2 separate regions of the Homo sapiens genome follow, and region 2 is linked to region 1. The links are chromatin loops, found by intact Hi-C in ENCODE. Cell type or tissue: breast epithelium. All regions are shown on one strand. Region 1 overlaps TMEM259 (transmembrane protein 259). Region 2 overlaps STK11 (serine/threonine kinase 11).

Region 1 (8,000 bases):
GTGGATGCCCACAGGGTGAAGGGGTCTCGACTCAGCACCCCTGGACATGGGCAGGGGCCCGCGCCTAGCCACAGGGAGTAATGGGGCTCCTCTTGTGGGGTCGTGACGATTAAAGACGGGGTATGTGAGACCCCAGGGGCCCTGCTCTGAATGGGGGACCTGTCACATTGAGGCCACTGTGAGGCTGCAGTGGAAGGAGAGGCCCCGGTGGCCTGGAGGCAGGAAGCACCCCGGGTGGACAAAGGGGAGCCCCAGGTAGTGTTTCCTGGCTGGGGCTGAGGGCTCTGTGTCCCACCTGGGAGGAGAGTGTGGCTCCGCGGGCTTGTGTGTCCGTCGGTCTGTGGGTCAGTCAAATACCCAGAGAGCGGGCAGGCTGCTCCTGGCACTCCAGGTCTGTGGGGAGACAGGAAAGGAAAGGCCCACCCAGTGGCCGAGTGTTGGGGTGCCCTGAGAGCCTCGGCCAGAACATCCAGGAAGCTTCCTGGAGGAGGCGGTGAGCACGGCCCCAGGCTGGGGGAGGTGCTCCTGTGGGTGCAGCCGTGTGTGGGCTGACCCGGAGGAAGGAAGGGTCATAGGGGTGGGGTGACTCCTGTGCTGGGTGGGCAGGGCCTCCTGGAGGTGAGCCACAGCCAGTGGGATGGGGTGGGGTGTCCAGGCAGCTGGAGAGCGTGTGGGAAGGCCGTGGGGCTGGAGCATGTGGGTGCCTGCTGGGGAGCCTGGGTCAGGGACAGGGTCATGGAGTGTAGGGGACTGGACCACCCAGGGCATGCGAGTGGCTGAGCCAGGTTGCGGGCAGAGGGTGGCCAGGGGCCCATGGGAGCATTTGCAGGTGAGCTCCCTGGGGAGGGTTACTGTGGGCGTGGACGAGGCTGCCTGGGCGTGTGGCTCAGGGCCGGGCCTGGTGAGGTGGCTGCTGCAGGGTGGCTGATGACAGACAGGTCTTGGGGAGGAGGACCCGGGACTCGGGATGAGCCTGCGTCTGGCTGGGTGGTGCCTGCTCCTTGTTTTGTGGTGGGAGACTGAAGGGGAGCTGAGGCTTTGGCGGCAACGGGCCTTGTCCAGTGGGGCATTTTTCTGGTCATGCTCAGTCAGGGAAGAGGGGCCCTGAGCTCGGTCAGCACGGAGCACCTGATGGGGCAGAGACACAGTGACGTCTGAGTCATAGCGTCTGGTGGACTTGAAGTCTTTGACTGGAGTGTGTGCACATTGTGTGAAAACACTGGTGCCCTCTCATCACGTCCGCTGTCTTCATGGGACGGGTCACTCACACCAGTGCTGGGTGTGGCAGGATGTGTGTCCTGTGCCCTCTCCCGCTGACCCTGGACCAAGCTGACCCTGCCCAGGGCAACCCCAGGAGCTGCTCTTCCCCGTGGGGCCTTAATTGTGCAGACTGGCACTGCCCTGGCCCCTCCCTCCTGGCCATGTGACCTCAGCAGGTCCAGGTCTGTCGGGACCTCTGTGTCAGTTCCTCGTATATAAACCAGGGATGGTAACAGCCGTGCGTCCCTTGTGAAGCGTTGGACAGCCCCGACCTCGGCCCACTGTGTATCAGCACTTTTTGGAACATCTTGGCACAGGGTCCATTGCTGTCCTGGGCACAGCTCCTGCTGGATGTGTGGGCCTGGAAGGCAGAGCGTGGCCACCAGCAGCATCCACCATGGGCCTCGCGGGCCCCTCTCTCCTGAGAGTGCTGAGCCGAGGGGCTGTGGGGTCAGTGTCTCTGACCGTGACCCACCACTGGGCCCAGCCTCCGTGGCTCCTGTCCCCAGATGCCATATGGGGAAACGCTAGGCTTTGAAAGCATCTCAGGCTCCGGGGCTGCCCCCCTTCCACACTGCCCTCCCTGTCTTCCCCAGGACACAGGGGAACCCTCCCCAGCAGAGGGCCCTGCCCCCTCCCCCCGCCCACCCCTCATTTGTAGCTCCGGCGTCTGTGGGCGGGGCCTGAATGCCTGGCGGTCAGGGTTCTGCTCTTGCCTGTTTCTGCTTAAATCTCAGCGCCGGGCCAGCCTTCATCCCCTGCGGCTCTTTTGGCTGTAAGGACTAGAAATGCAGTTCAGATCAGCCCAAGGGATTCTCCAGCTCCTGGGGCTGGGGAGTGTGATGGGGCTCGCCCCAGGTGCACGTGCGGCTAGACCCAGGGCTTTATCCGTGCTCAGACTCAGGGCCTCCCACAGGTCACAGCACTGCGGCCGGGCTGGAAGTGGGTTGCTTTGCTGACTCGGCCCTTTGCTCAGTCTACAGAGGGTTCTGGAGAGGAGGCCCCAGCTCACTGTGGGCGTGGAAGAGTTGAGGCTCCTGGTGGTCTTGCCTATGGCTGTGCGGCCACAGGTGGCTCACTGCACCCCGGGCATTGGTGCACCTGCCAGCAGGTCACGGGTCACGGAGGGGCCCTGTGCTCCAGGCTCTCTGGCTTGTGATTTTGAGTCTGATCAATTCTTCCCTGAGAGTCTGGGGTTCCATGTGGCCGTGGGCGCCCCCTTGGCCCAGCTGGGTCCTCAGTTTTGCGGATCGGGGCAGCAGGTAGACGTGACCCTCACCAGGCTCGGGGGTGATGCCTGGACCTCAGGTTGGGAGGTACAGTGGGCAGCCAAACCGCCAGACGGTGAGGCGGGCTCCCTGGAAGAGGGGCTGCCCTGAACTGCCCCTAGAGGGGCCCCACTCTGAGTTGTGCCTGCAGCACGCTGGGGCGTGGGCTCCCCAAGCCCTGTGGACGTCGGGGTGGGGCCGTCCTGGGCACTGCGGGGTGCCGAGCAGCATCCCTGGCCTCACCCACTCCATGCCAGGAGCTCCCCCAATTGTGACAACCACAGATGTCCCAAGCATCCCCTGGGCAGGAGCCCCCAGGTGAGAGCTGCTGGCACCCCAGTTCATAGGTTGTGCCTCGGGCACGGCAGCCTCGCCCTGCCGTGGGGCGCTCTGCCCAGCCACGGAGGTCCACTGTGTCCCCAGCAGCTGCGGCTGGCCCCGCCAGGCCTGGGAGGGTTGCACAGGGCGCCCCGCCAGGTGAGAGAAGCTATTTTCAGGTGGTGAGATCAGGGGAGTGCTGGGGACGCAGCGGAAGGTGAGGCAGGAAGCAGCAGGTTGGGCTGTGGAGGGCTGTGCCCTCTTTCGTAGACAGTGGGTCCAGCTGGTGGCCCTGGGGTGGCGGCAACACCCATGCTGCTGCTTGCAGGGCGGGAGCCGTTGGCTGGCAGAGGGCCCTGGTGTGCTCCACTTGGTGGGTCTGAGTCCAGCCTCGTCTCCTCCCAGGTTTGGGGGGTCCTGTGTGCATCTGAGAGGGCCCCGGCCTGCTGGCTTCGTCCGGCTCACCCCTGAGGAGGTGCGGGGCAGTCACAGGCCTTGCCGAAGCCCCAGGGCCTGTCAGAGCCGGGCTGCAGGTGGCAGAGCCCCTCCGGGGTTGGAGTGGGGCGTCCCCCGGATCCTCAGTCACTTGGACTATGTGAGGGGCTGGCCCGGTGCAGTCAGCGTGGGAGGGACCCAGGGTCCTCAGAGCCCAATTCGGCTTCTGGGGTTTCCTTCCTTTCCCCGTCCTGGGCGTCCCAGCGCGCCCCATCACGCCCCATCACGTAGGCCCTTGGGTGTCGGCTGCAGCTGGCCCTGGGGCGCCCCACTGACTGCCGGCCGCCCCCTAGGCCCTGTTTGTGCTCTTCGTCCTGGCCTACATCCACATCGTCTTCTCCCGCTCGCCCATCAACTGCCTGGAGCATGTGCGTGACAAGTGGCCGCGTGAGGGCATCCTGCGTGTGGAAGTGCGGCACAACTCGAGCCGCGCGCCCGTCTTCCTACAGTTCTGTGACAGCGGCGGCCGCGGGAGCTTCCCGGGCCTGGCCGTGGAACCAGGCAGCAACCTGGACATGGAAGATGAGGAGGAGGAAGAGCTGACCATGGAGATGTTTGGGAACAGCTCCATCAAGGTGAGCCAGGCCTGGGCTCAGCTGCAGCAGAGGCCAGCGCCCCGTAGATGCTGGTCGCTGAAGGGGCGGTTCCTGACATCGACAGGATGTTGGGGTTCTTGACTTTCAGGGACCTGGCATGCAGACAAGGCCGCCCCTGCCTGCCGTGGCCTTTTGGTGGCCTGGGGGCTCTGAAGCAAGACCCTCGGCCTGTCGCCCTGCTAGAGGCCTGGGCAGGGCAGGGGGATCTCGGGGAGGACTTGGGCTGGGCAGACTCGGGCCTTTGAGAGTAGCTGTTCCGGGGAGGGGATTGGCTGGGGCTGGGGATGCAGTGGGCAGCAATAGCTGAGGAGGCCTGGGGGCTGAAAGCTAAGAGCTCTGGGCCCATCCTGGCCGTCCTGAGGTGGCCCCACTGCCTGCAGAGGTGCTGGGTTCCCGGTCAGCTTGTGGTGGCCTTGGGCACTGGTGGGACCAGGTGGCTGTGTTGGGCCCCACAGCCTGGTGGGAGATGTTTTTGCTTCAGCAGTCAGGGTTTGGGGTCCCACCTGTTCCCACAGAGCCAACCCCAAGAGTTTGAGTGTTTGGGCAGAGCATCATGGACCCTTCCATGGGGTCTACTGCCTGTAGCTGGCCCTTGCCTCAGCTTCAGGATTCAGAGCTGTGCTGGAGATGGCCTCACAGCAGGGCAGGCTTGGTGTTGAGGTGGGGTCCCAGCTGAGGCGGGAGGCACACGTAGTCCACCCTGGCCTGGTCAGTGGTGGGGCAGAGGCTGAGGCTTCCAGTCCCTTCCCATTAGCAGGACTGTATCCTCAGGCTGGGCCCTCACAGCCCGGGCTGGCGCTGCTGACACCCAGGTCCCTGGTCGCCCACAGTTTGAGCTGGACATCGAGCCCAAGGTGTTCAAGCCGCCGAGTAGCACAGAGGCCCTGAATGACAGCCAGGAGTTCCCCTTCCCCGAGACGCCCACCAAAGGTAGGCCACCCACCAAAGGTGTACTGCCTCACGGGGTTGCCTCAGTCATGGGGTGCTGGGGTGCAGGCGGGGTCCCTCCGAACATCCCCAGCCTGCTGGCTGCATGTCCTGGACCGTTGAGGGCACCCCCGTGCCTCGATTTCCCCATCTGTCAGCACAGGAGGCTGTGGGGACACCCCAGAGCCTGGGGTAACTGGCTCAGCTCATCCTTTCTGGGATCCTCGTGAACGGCGACTTGGAGGGGATGGATCCCTTCGGCTCTGAGCTCAGAGTTCTAGCGGGCTGTGCTCAGGGAAGCCCCCGCCCCCGCCCCCACCCCTGCCCATCTGGCAGCAGAGGGTCTATCCAGAGGGCCGGGGCCTCTGAAGTGTTGGGGGTGTGCTGGGGGCCGCCAGGGCAGTGGGGCAGCCCTGCACCCAGCCAGCCCCAGCCAGGGAGAGGGGGCCACGGGAGGAGGAGCCTGGCCAGCCTCTGCAGTGCACAGGGCAGGACACCAGCTTGAGTGGGCACCATCCCAAGTGTCCATGTAGGGGTCCTCCCAGCACCCACCTGGGGCCCAGGGCTCAGCAGGTCTCACCCTCCACCCCTCAACGCCTGCCTTGCCTGCTGGCAGTGGGCGGGGGACGTGTGTGGGGGCGCTGACCTGGTCCCTGGTTCTGCCCTGCAGTGTGGCCGCAGGACGAGTACATCGTGGAGTACTCACTAGAGTATGGCTTCCTTCGCCTGTCGCAGGCCACCCGCCAGCGCCTGAGCATCCCCGTCATGGTGGTCACCCTGGGTGAGTCTGAGCTGCTGGGCTTGGGGAGCTCCATGGCGGGGCCTCCCCTCCTCCCTCGGGTCTCCTCCTGCTGGTGCGGGACGGGGGGCTGTGCAGGAAGCACTGGGGTCTGCCCCGCCCCAGGCACGCTTCCCAGGGCTGGGGTCCTGGATGGGTTTCCTAAGAATGGGCAGGGCCAGGAAGCAGGCCAGGCCTCAGCAATGGAGCCAGCTGGGGCAGGGCCCAGGGGGTGGCCTGGGCGGGGCTCCCGGCTCCCTGATTCACCCACCCGCAGACCCCACGCGGGACCAGTGCTTCGGGGACCGCTTCAGCCGCCTGCTGCTGGATGAGTTCCTGGGCTACGATGACATCCTCATGTCCAGCGTGAAGGGCCTGGCCGAGAACGAGGAGAACAAGGGTGAGGCATGCCCCGGGGCCGAGGGTGCGAGGGCGCGGGTGGGGGCGGGCGCTCACGGCTCCTTCTGCTGCAGGCTTCCTGCGGAATGTGGTGTCGGGCGAGCACTACCGCTTTGTGAGCATGTGGATGGCGCGGACGTCCTACCTGGCCGCCTTCGCCATCATGGTCATCTTCGTGAGTGCCTCGGGGCGGGTGCGGGGGCTGGCCGGGCGGGAGCCAAGCAGGCCCTCGCAGCCCCTCATAGCGCTTCCTGCGCGCCCCTTGCAGACGCTGAGCGTGTCCATGCTGCTGCGGTACTCACACCACCAGATCTTCGTCTTCATCGGTGAGTGTCCCGCCGGCGCAGGGCGGGGCGGGCGTCCTCCAGGCCCTCACCGGGCGCCCGCCGCCCTGTGCCCGCAGTGGACCTGCTGCAGATGCTGGAGATGAACATGGCCATCGCCTTCCCCGCAGCGCCCCTGCTGACCGTCATCCTGGCCCTCGTCGGTGAGGACCCCACCCGGCCTCCCCCGCCCCGCGCTGCACCCCGCCCCGCCCGCTTCAACCGGCGCCGCCTCTCCCTGCAGGGATGGAGGCCATCATGTCGGAGTTCTTCAACGACACCACCACCGCCTTCTACATCATCCTCATCGTGTGGCTCGCGGACCAGTATGACGCCATCTGCTGCCACACCAGCACCAGCAAGCGGCATTGGCTGCGGTGAGCGTGGCGCGGGGGCAGGGTGGAGTGGGTGCTGGTGGGCAGGGGTAGGGGGCTGCCAGAGGGAGGGGCGCTGGAGGCGGGGGTGGTGGCTGCGCCACGCGGGAACCCCAGGGGCTGGGCCTGGCAGGGTGGGACCTGCAGCCCCGACGCCCTCACCCCGCCCCGCAGGTTCTTCTATCTCTACCACTTCGCCTTCTATGCCTATCACTACCGCTTCAATGGGCAGTATAGCAGCCTGGCCCTGGTCACCTCCTGGCTCTTCATCCAGGTGAGGCCTGGGCGGCAAGCAGGGGGCAGGCCAGCCGTGCCTTTCCAGGCAGGAGAGGCTGCAGCCGGGGAGGATGCCCTGTGGGGTCGGCCCAAGCGGGCAGAGGTAGCGTGGATGGTCCCGGGTGGGCTGCCCTCTGGGAGCAGCGGCTGGGTGGGGCAGGGGCGGGCCCGTCCTGACTCCCACTCTCCCTCCCGCAGCATTCCATGATCTACTTCTTCCACCACTACGAGCTGCCTGCCATCCTGCAGCAGGTCCGCATCCAGGAGATGCTGCTTCAGGCGCCGCCACTGGGCCCCGGGACCCCCACGGCGCTGCCCGATGACATGAACAACAACTCGGGCGCCCCGGCTACAGCCCCTGACTCTGCCGGCCAGCCCCCCGCCCTGGGCCCCGTCTCGCCTGGGGCCAGCGGGAGTCCCGGGCCTGTGGCAGCGGCGCCCAGCTCCCTGGTGGCCGCGGCAGCCTCAGTGGCAGCAGCTGCCGGTGGTGACCTGGGTTGGATGGCAGAGACCGCTGCCATCATCACAGACGCCTCCTTCCTGTCCGGCCTGAGCGCCTCCCTCCTGGAGCGGCGTCCAGCCAGCCCGCTGGGCCCTGCTGGGGGCCTCCCCCACGCCCCCCAGGACAGTGTCCCCCCGAGTGACTCCGCAGCTTCTGACACAACTCCCCTGGGGGCTGCGGTAGGCGGGCCTAGCCCGGCCTCCATGGCCCCAACGGAGGCGCCCTCGGAGGTGGGGTCCTGAGCCGCACAGCTGAGCCGCCTCTGACCCCTGCTGGCTGGGCCTGACCTTCCCGAGCCCGTGGGGGTGGGGGAGGCCAGCCACCTCCTTCCTCTGGGACTGCCCAGCCTGTGTCGGGGGCTTTCAGGGTTTCGTGGGGTTTGCCCGGAAGGCGGCTTTCCTCCCCCTGGTGTGAGGTCGCGCCCGAGGCTTGTACCCGCTAGTGAGGTGTTTGAGCTGGTCAGCAAGGAGAGGGGGTGGGGTTC
Region 2 (8,000 bases), 210 kb before region 1:
GCAGGCCTTGCGGGCAGGGTTGGGGGCCCGGCCCTCCGCCCTGGATTTGGTGCTCAGCTGCGCCGCCTCTGTGCCGTTCATACACACGGCCTTGGGGAGGCCCCGGCGCTGTCCATTGTGACTGGCCTCCTCTTCTGGGACCTGTCCTGGGAGGGAGACGGCAAGTGTGGCCTGAGCTGAGGGGCGCAACCCCAGAGCCACAGGGACCTGGCTGGCCCCCACCACGGGGACGCACTTACAGCTGCTGCCCAGGCCATGCCCGCCCCCGGGTCAGGCCCAGGTGTATCCAGCCTGAAATGCTGCCCCCCAGCAGCTCTGGGAGGCACCCCCCGGGGCTGAGCCTCCCGCAGATGGCCTGGGCAGGAGTGTCCCCTCCACCACGTCTGTTGCACCTGCCATGGCCGCAGGTGGGACCCCACCCAGGTACTGACTGCAGGAACCTCACGAGTAGGAGGCAAGCTGACAAGGCAGGACCCTCCCGTGCTCCCCTGGGGCACCCTGGCCCATGGTTGGTTCTAGAGGCCCAGGAGCCGCCACATGCTCATCTGTGAGGACACAGGAGGGCCAGGCTCGGGCCAGGCTCAGGCCAGGCACGCGAAATGCCAGCACAGAACCACGCGGGGAGCAGAGCTCAGCCTGCCAGGGCCCCCAGCTGCCCCCAGTCCCTGCTAGCCACCAACCATCACCAGCACCCTGGTGAAACCCACAGGCCTGGGGCTGCCCACCCTGCCCAGGTGGACACTGTTCTCACAATGGCAGGGGAAAGTGCAGGAAGCTGCCCACGTACTGTCCCTGCGAGGAGCCGTGGTGGTTGGCGAGGACTCCGCGAACACACTGGCTGCCGAGCCATCCCCGAGGCCCCTCCCGGGCGAAGTCAGTGGGAGGCCGCCCCGGGCTGCCCCAGAGCTCATGTGCCCAGTGCAGAGCCCCAGCTCCGAGAATGGACCAGTGGCTGACTCAGCAGCTTCCAGAACTTGCCACACACCCACCCCATGTGCACAGGAAGTCACTAGCTTTAAAAAAGCACCTTGGGCCGGTCGCGGTGGCTCACGCTTGTAATCCCAGCACTTTGGGAGGCCGAGGTGGGCAGATCATGAGGTTAGGAGTTTGAGACCAGCCTGACCAACATGGTGAAACCCCCGTCTCTACTAAACATACAAAAATTAGCCGGGCATGCTGGCGCGCACTTGTAATCCCAGCTACTCAGGAGGCTGAGGCAGAATTGCTTGAATCCGGGAGGTGGAGGTTGCAGTGAGCCGAGATCGCACCACAGCACTCCAGCCTGGGCGACAGAGCAAGACTCTGTCTCCAAAAAAAAAAAAAGATAAAAAAGACCTTGGTGAGGAGGCACCAATTGCACCCATAGGTCTGAGCTTGGGCCCAGCCCGTCTCTGGTGGGGCAGACCCTGTGGACAAGGTGCCCCAGCTCTGCATCAGCGGGCACAGCCGCCACTGGGCCCTTGCCCCACCCCACACTCCTGTCTGCACTGGTGCCCAGGATCTAGCCCAAGCCCCTTCCCTGGGATCTGGGTGTTGGCAGCAGGACCCGCATCCTGGGTAGGGACACGTGAGGCCAAAGTGGAGGCACGCAGAGGCCGATGCAGCAGCCCCGGCAGAGCGCAGAGGATGGCCTGACCCGAGGGCGCCGGGCTGTCCTGCCCCAACGCAAGGGGGCTCTGCAGGTCAGGGACGGGGCTCACGCTGAAGCCTGAAGTTGAGCCTGTCCCCAGCATCTGAGCAGTGGGAGGGGCGTCCACCTGAGTACCCAGTACTGAGTACTGAGGCCTCAGCCATGCCGAGTGGTCTGGCGGCCCTTCCCCCTGCTGGGTACTCCTCCTCACCACCCACAGTGGGCTTAGCAGGGTCATGAAAAAGGTGGCCCAGCCCCTGCTCTCCTCCCAGGCACCTCACCCCAGGGCAGCCCAGGTCTCACACAGGCCTGAGGGTCCCCAGGAGGGAAGCCAGTGCCGGGTCCTGGCTCAGGGATCCTGGCCTGCAGGGGCGGCCGTGGGGGTCAGCGTGTGGTCCACGTCCCAGTAGGGACTCTCGCAACCTGCCTGGGCTGGCCCTGCCCTAACTGGCCCTCCTGCCTGGGATTTGCCTGGCTGCCCGTCTCAGGGCACCAGGGCTCTGAAAGGCAGAAGACCCTGGGCCTGGGGTCAAATTGCAGCCAGGCCCCAAGGATGGGCACCATGAGGGGCCCCCACCTCCCAGCACACCCTAGTGACCAGGGTACCCAGCAGCACCTCCCGTTCCAACAGACCAGACGCGATGGTCGTGGTGCTGCAAATCCAAGAGCCCAGGAGCTGAGACCCTGTGATCCTGGGGGCCCCACACACGCTGTACCCTCCTGGGGGGCCCCCACATGCTGCATCCTCCTGGGGGGCCCCCAGACACTGTACCCCCCGGGGACCCCCATACACTGTGCTCTCGGGGGCCCCCACACTGTACTCTCCTGGGGACCAGCTACTGAGCTGAGCCTAGGGGTTTGATGAGGGGCCCAGGAGTGCTGAGGGACCTAATGGGGGGCTCTCTGCAGGGCCCCCACTATTCTGGGACCCTCGGGCCCGGGGGTGGACCCTGTGCACTGGGTCCTCACATCCCAACCTGCCTGGCGTACCCCCCTTCTCAGGCCGGCCCCTGCCCACCACTTCCCGCTGAAACAGTAAAGCAGAAAGCCCCCTCAGGCTCCAGCCCGAGCGCAGCAAGCATCCACCCTGCAGATACACTGCAAAACTCTTTATGACACGGCCCAGCCCTGGGCCGAACACAGCCAAGCCGGGAGCATGGCGGGGAGGGGCTGGCTGCCAATGTGGGCCGCCCCTACGCTAAGGCCCTGAGCTCCTCCTCAGGCACTACTGCGGCGCCGGCCGAGAGGCTTCCTCTCCTGAAAGGTCTGAGCCCTCGCTCTTCTGCAAGCCGCGCTCCGCTCTAAGCCCTGCCTCAGACGCCTCCTCGCCACCTAGGGAAGAAGGGCGGCCGGCATCAGGGCCAGCGGGCAGGCCTCAGGGACGACGGGAGGGAGGGCCACTGGACCCTCTCTCATGCCAGCTGTCTGAGGGGCCACCCTGCACCCTGACTCTCACCTACCCTCCCCCGACCCTGGGGCTCCCCCGCCTGCTCCTGCTGGGACTCAGGCCAAGGCCGGTGGGTGGTGCCTGGCTGGGCAGCACCCGGAGAGACGCCTGAGGAACCCTCCTGGCCAGACAGGCCTGGGCTGGTGCCCCCGCTGACCCCACACCTTTCAGCCATGTCCCAGCGGCCCGCAGGGCGGAGGCAGCCTGCAGGTGGGCTGGAGGCTTTGGGGACGTGGGATTGGCCACCAGAGGGCAGAAGCTGTCCTTGTTGCAGACAGGCAGGCACCCTGCTCCCGTGGGACATCCTGGCCGAGTCAGCAGAGCCGGGCAGGGGCCCCCGCCAGACTCACCGGGCACCGTGAAGTCCTGAGTGTAGATGATGTCATCCTCGATGTCGAAGAGGTCCTCGTCCTCGTCCGCGCCGTGCAGGTCCTCCAAGTACGGCACCACAGTCATGCTGCGCCACCGGTCCTTGGTGTCTGGGCTCGGTGGGATGGGCACTGGTGCTTCAGCCGGAGGATGTTTCTTCCGGAACCAGCTGCAAACGCCCAGAAGCAGTGGCGCCTGTCAGGCTGGCACCAGGGCGGTCCAGTTTTCCGACCCAGCTCCTCTGGGCCCAGGGTACCTGCCACACACTCAGGAGCTGGGACCAGGCCGTGCAAGGGGTGGCTGTGACCACAGAAGCTCAGCCATGTCCTCTAGGAGCAGGCAGGCTGACCTGACTCCAAGCCTGACAGATGTCCCCTCCACCCTGAGGCCTGTGTCCCAGGTGGCACTCAGAAGCCAGCACCCACCAGATGGATGCTGGCTGCAAAGCCAGCAAAGGCCAGAAGGGGGTCTGGGGGGCCCTGAGCACATCCCAGCCCAGGAGGCTATCGGGGGGCAGCCCCAGTCCCCGCCAGGCGCCCAGATGACCCGAGCTGTGCAGAGACCCCCAAGGCACAATCAGCACCAGCGCCTCAGGGGTCCGGACACTCCCACTCCCAGAGCCGGTCTCAGTGGGTGGCCTCGGGGCTCGGAGGGGCTCCAGCAGACGGCTCAAGGGCCTCCAGGGGCTGGTGCAGAGGAGCAGAGCCCACGAAGTGAGGGAGGCGGCACTGTGGGGCCTGCTGACCCCGTCCGCTGCTCTGTCTTCCCTGTCATGGAGCTGGGGGCCCTGGGCTGGATCCCAGCCACACCCTGCTGCTGGGAGCCCCAGGAGGAGGGGAAAAAGAGAGGCTCTCGCCAGTGTTTGGGACCAGCTGTGCCCTTCCTGGCGCATCTCCATGCCTAGGGCAGGGACGGACGCATGTCCTCACTCAGACCCCAGTTCGGACAAGGCGCCTGGGTCTGGCCGGTAACAGGACACTGCCCAGAGACCCCACTCGGGCCCCGAGAACTGCGGGCGCTGCACGGGGTCTGGCCCCAGCCCAGCCTGGCACCCCCACCACGCCCTGCTCTAGCGCCCGCTCAACCAGCTGCCCACATGGCCGGCCTCCCTGCAGCCTCGGCCCCACTGCCCCCAGGGGCCGCTCACCTGTGCTGCCGGATCTGCCGGATGGAGAACCTCTTGGCCGGTTCGTACTCAAGCATCCCTGAGGAGAAGCCGGCGAGGAGCCTGTCAGCTGGGCACAGGCCTGAGACCCCACCAACCGTCCCCGCCTGCCCAGCCTCTGTTGTCAGGCCCTGGGTGATACCTGGACGCTCCTAAGGGGGACCCCGCGCACAGGCGGTCTCCCTGACAGAGGCCACTCCACTCCTGGGACATGCCGGGGACAGCCTGTGCGCGGCTGGCAGGGAGACAGGGCTGGGCTGGACGGCCAGGGCGGTTCCGTTCTCCCAAGGCCACTGGGCAGATGGACGGACGGCCAGTGCCACCTGCTGCCATGCGTAGGAAGTGCAGCAGGACAACCCTGACAGACCCTGCAAGCCAGGGAGCCCCCGAGGGTGGGGCTGGGGGAGGCGCAGGGCAGCACTGCCCTCTGGGGTGGGAGTTCGGAGGGTGAACAGGGCCCAGAAGCAGGGTGGAGCTGAGGGACCTGGCAAACCAGGCCCTGCGGGGAGGTCGGCCTCTCCACTCAGTCCTCTCAATGCCTGCTGGGGTCTCGGGGCCAATAGCCCCCCACCTGACACCCCCAACCCTACATTTCTGCACAAAAGCCCCGCCTCCCTGGGGCTGCGGGCAGAGGGATGAGGCTCCCACCTTTCAGCAGGTCAGAGAGCGGGGGGCCACAGTCGCCCGGGATGGCGTAGCTCCCCTTCCCGATGTTCTCAAACAACTTGTAGATGTTGTCCCCTTCGAAGGGGTACAGACCCGTGGTGATGTTGTAGCTTCATTTCGAGGGGAGGGAAGAAAGGCGTGGTCAGTCAAGGTGGTTGACGCCCTAGGAGCCCCAGCTCTACCCCAGGGACAGAGGCGTCCCGTGGCTGCTGGACCAGAGGCCCTGTGGACTCAAGGACACCTCTGTCTTCACCACCTTCCACTAGTGGAGGCTACGGGGTAGGAGGGGAGTGTCCTCTGGACCCACCCGGGGAAGGGGCCTGGAGCTGCTGTCACCCGCCCAGCTTCCCTGTGGGGCTCTGGGAGGAGGGTCGGCCGTGCCACTCTGTGAAGATCCCTGACGGGCCAGGCTGCACTTCACACGGGTGAACCACCATCTGCCGTATGAGTTACATTTCCATAAAGTAAGCACCCCCTAGCGGCTGTGGCCAGAGAGGGTCTGGGCCGGTGGCCACGCCCTGCGCCCACAGGCCGGCAGCTGCCCAAGACGCAGAGGCCCCTCGGAGTGTGCGTGTGGTGAGTGCCCGGGGGGGCGGGGCACTTACAGGGTGACCCCAGCCGACCAGATGTCCACCTTGAAGCCGGAGAAGGTGTCCAGGCCGTTGGCAATCTCGGGCGGCTGGAAAGCCGGGGAGCCCTGGCTGGTCCGGCAGGTGTCGTCCGCCGCGAACGGGTGCAGTGCCTGTGGCGGTGCCGTGCAGCCCTCAGGGAGTGCCCGGGAGGGGGCGCCCCAGGGCCCCCCCTAGCACGTGCCTACCTCGGCCACGCCCAGGTCGGAGATTTTGAGGGTGCCACCGGTGGTGAGCAGCAGGTTCCCCGGCTTGATGTCCTTGTGCACAATGCCCTGGCTATGCAGGTACTCCAGGCCGTCAATCAGCTGACAGAAGTACCTGCGGGCAGCACACACCCGTCCTGGGGCCGAGGCCTCCCTGCCCCTCACAGGGGTCCCCTTTGCAGCTGCCTGGGAGCCTCCCAAACACCACAGGCCCAGCTGGGAAGTCACAGAAGTCCAGGCACACAGGACAGAGGAAAGGCTAGGTCCAGCAGGGAGCCACACCTGCGCCTGCAGTGGCCACCCTCGTCCGGCCGAGCCACGTCTGGCAGGGCCCCGGATGTCCACAGGTCTCATTTTCCTGTGGGCCACAGGCCGGCTGCACCCCAAAGTCTTGCTGGAACAGCAGGCCCCTCCCTGCCCCTGTGGTCCTGCAGCAGCAAGGGGCCCTGACTCTGAGGCCACAGACCTGCATCCAGGAGATCTGGTCAGGGCAGGCGGCTGCCAGCGATGGGCTGGAAGCAGGCCACTGGCCTCAGGCAGCAGGCCCAGCAAAGATGGAGGCGGGAGGTTGGCAGCAGCCCTGCCTGTGGATGCCACACATGGGGGACCCCAAAACTGTTTTTAAAAACTTGGGCCTTTACAAGGCCGGGCGTGGTAGCTCATGCCTGTAATCCCAGCACTTTGGGAGGCTGAGGCAGGCGGATCACGAGGTCAGGAGTTTGAGACCATCCTGGCTAACACGGTGAAACCCCGTCTCTACTAAAAATACAAAAAATTAGCCGGGCGTGGTGGCGGGCGCCTGTAATCCCAGCTACTCGGGAAGCTGAGGCAGAAGAATGGCGTGAACCTCGGAGGCGGAGCTTGCAGTGAGCCGAGATCGCACCATTGCACTCCAGCCTGGGCGACAGAGTGAGACTCCATCTCGAAAAAAAACACAAAAAAACAAAAAAACAAAAAAACTTGGGCCTTCATGTCAATGAATATCAGGACAAGCAGTGTGGCCTCACGGAAAGGAGCCTGCCCTGCCTGGCCCCCGGCCCCCGCCCCACCCTGGCCCCTGCCCCGCGCACGCACCCGTGGGCCTGGCACACTGGGAAACGCTTCTCCGGCACGCTGTCCAGCATTTCCTGCATGCCACACACGCAGTACTCCATCACCATATACGTGGGGCGCTAAGGACACACAGCTCAGGGGGCGGCCCCACTCACAGGCCCAGGGAGCACGGGGGCCAGAAAAGGGGCTCTGGAGGGACCCTCTGCACCCACCTTGCCCCTCCTCGGGACCAGGGCCCACCCTGCCCTCAGCCACCCCTCTGAAAAGGCCCAGGGGCCCCAGCGTCCCAGGAGGAAGGAGCCTACGGGGAAGGGGAGGACAGGGCTGACTCTTGGGGCAGCGTTCCTGCGGGGCTCACGTCCCCCACCCTGCCCATGGGCGGGGGATGGTGCCTCCTGGACGCCCCCCCAAGCAGGCTCGGGCCCATGCAGGACGGTCCCAGGGCCCCTGACCGCGTGGCTCAGGGAACACAGCCCCAGCCTCAGGACCACTTCTGGCTCTTGCTCTGGGCACAGGGCCTTAGGAAGCAAAGTCCCCGTAGGGAGGCTGTGCCCGTAAGACCCATGGGGGTGTCCACAGATGACACGAGGACACGCCCAGCCACGACCAAAATGGCCCACAACGGTCAGCCCGCGTGGCCTGTCTCAGGCAGACCGTGGCTACACCCCTGGTTAGCCTGGGAGGAGACTCTGAGAAAAAAGGGACTTGACACCCCACGGGCCCAAGACACAGGGGCCAGGGCTCAGGGCCCCTTTCAGCAAGCTGCGCAGCCATTGCCACAATGGCTGACTTCCGGGGAACCAGGGAAGGCCACGGCCCTCGTGTGCCAGTCTCC

What was found. Peaks named below come from ENCODE experiments on the same cell type or tissue, not always from the same donor. Only the 100,000 strongest peaks of a DNase experiment are listed, where the experiment ranks them.
Region 2: it touches region 1 in a loop (2.4-fold over the local background); 6 of 110 quality-filtered maps call a loop at or near these places.

Annotation. Positions count from the first base shown.
Region 1 is chr19:1,010,108-1,018,107 of GRCh38, reverse strand. TMEM259 (transmembrane protein 259) reads left to right here. Exons shown (of 11, transcript NM_001033026.2): 2 at 3,635-3,916; 3 at 4,768-4,867; 4 at 5,535-5,645; 5 at 5,920-6,042; 6 at 6,116-6,216; 7 at 6,310-6,367; 8 at 6,445-6,528; 9 at 6,609-6,741; 10 at 6,913-7,012; 11 at 7,213-8,000. The coding sequence ends at 7,758. Among named protein-coding and RNA genes, the nearest start is that of TMEM259, 7.0 kb to the left of the region's middle. RefSeq lists an enhancer at 2,840-3,373. In breast epithelium, no CTCF peak of the experiment used is centred here; no DNase peak of the experiment used is centred here; H3K4me3 peaks cover 2,475 bases; H3K27ac peaks cover 2,836 bases.
Region 2 is chr19:1,218,600-1,226,599 of GRCh38, reverse strand. It overlaps STK11 (serine/threonine kinase 11), which reads right to left. Exons shown (of 10, transcript NM_000455.5): 3 at 7,187-7,276; 4 at 6,095-6,227; 5 at 5,883-6,019; 6 at 5,260-5,387; 7 at 4,594-4,651; 8 at 3,428-3,615; 9 at 1-146. Among named protein-coding and RNA genes, the nearest start is that of CBARP-DT, 15 kb to the left of the region's middle. RefSeq lists an enhancer at 3,345-3,554. In breast epithelium, a CTCF peak has its summit at 4,963 (motif pointing left); no DNase peak of the experiment used is centred here; H3K27ac peaks cover 2,171 bases.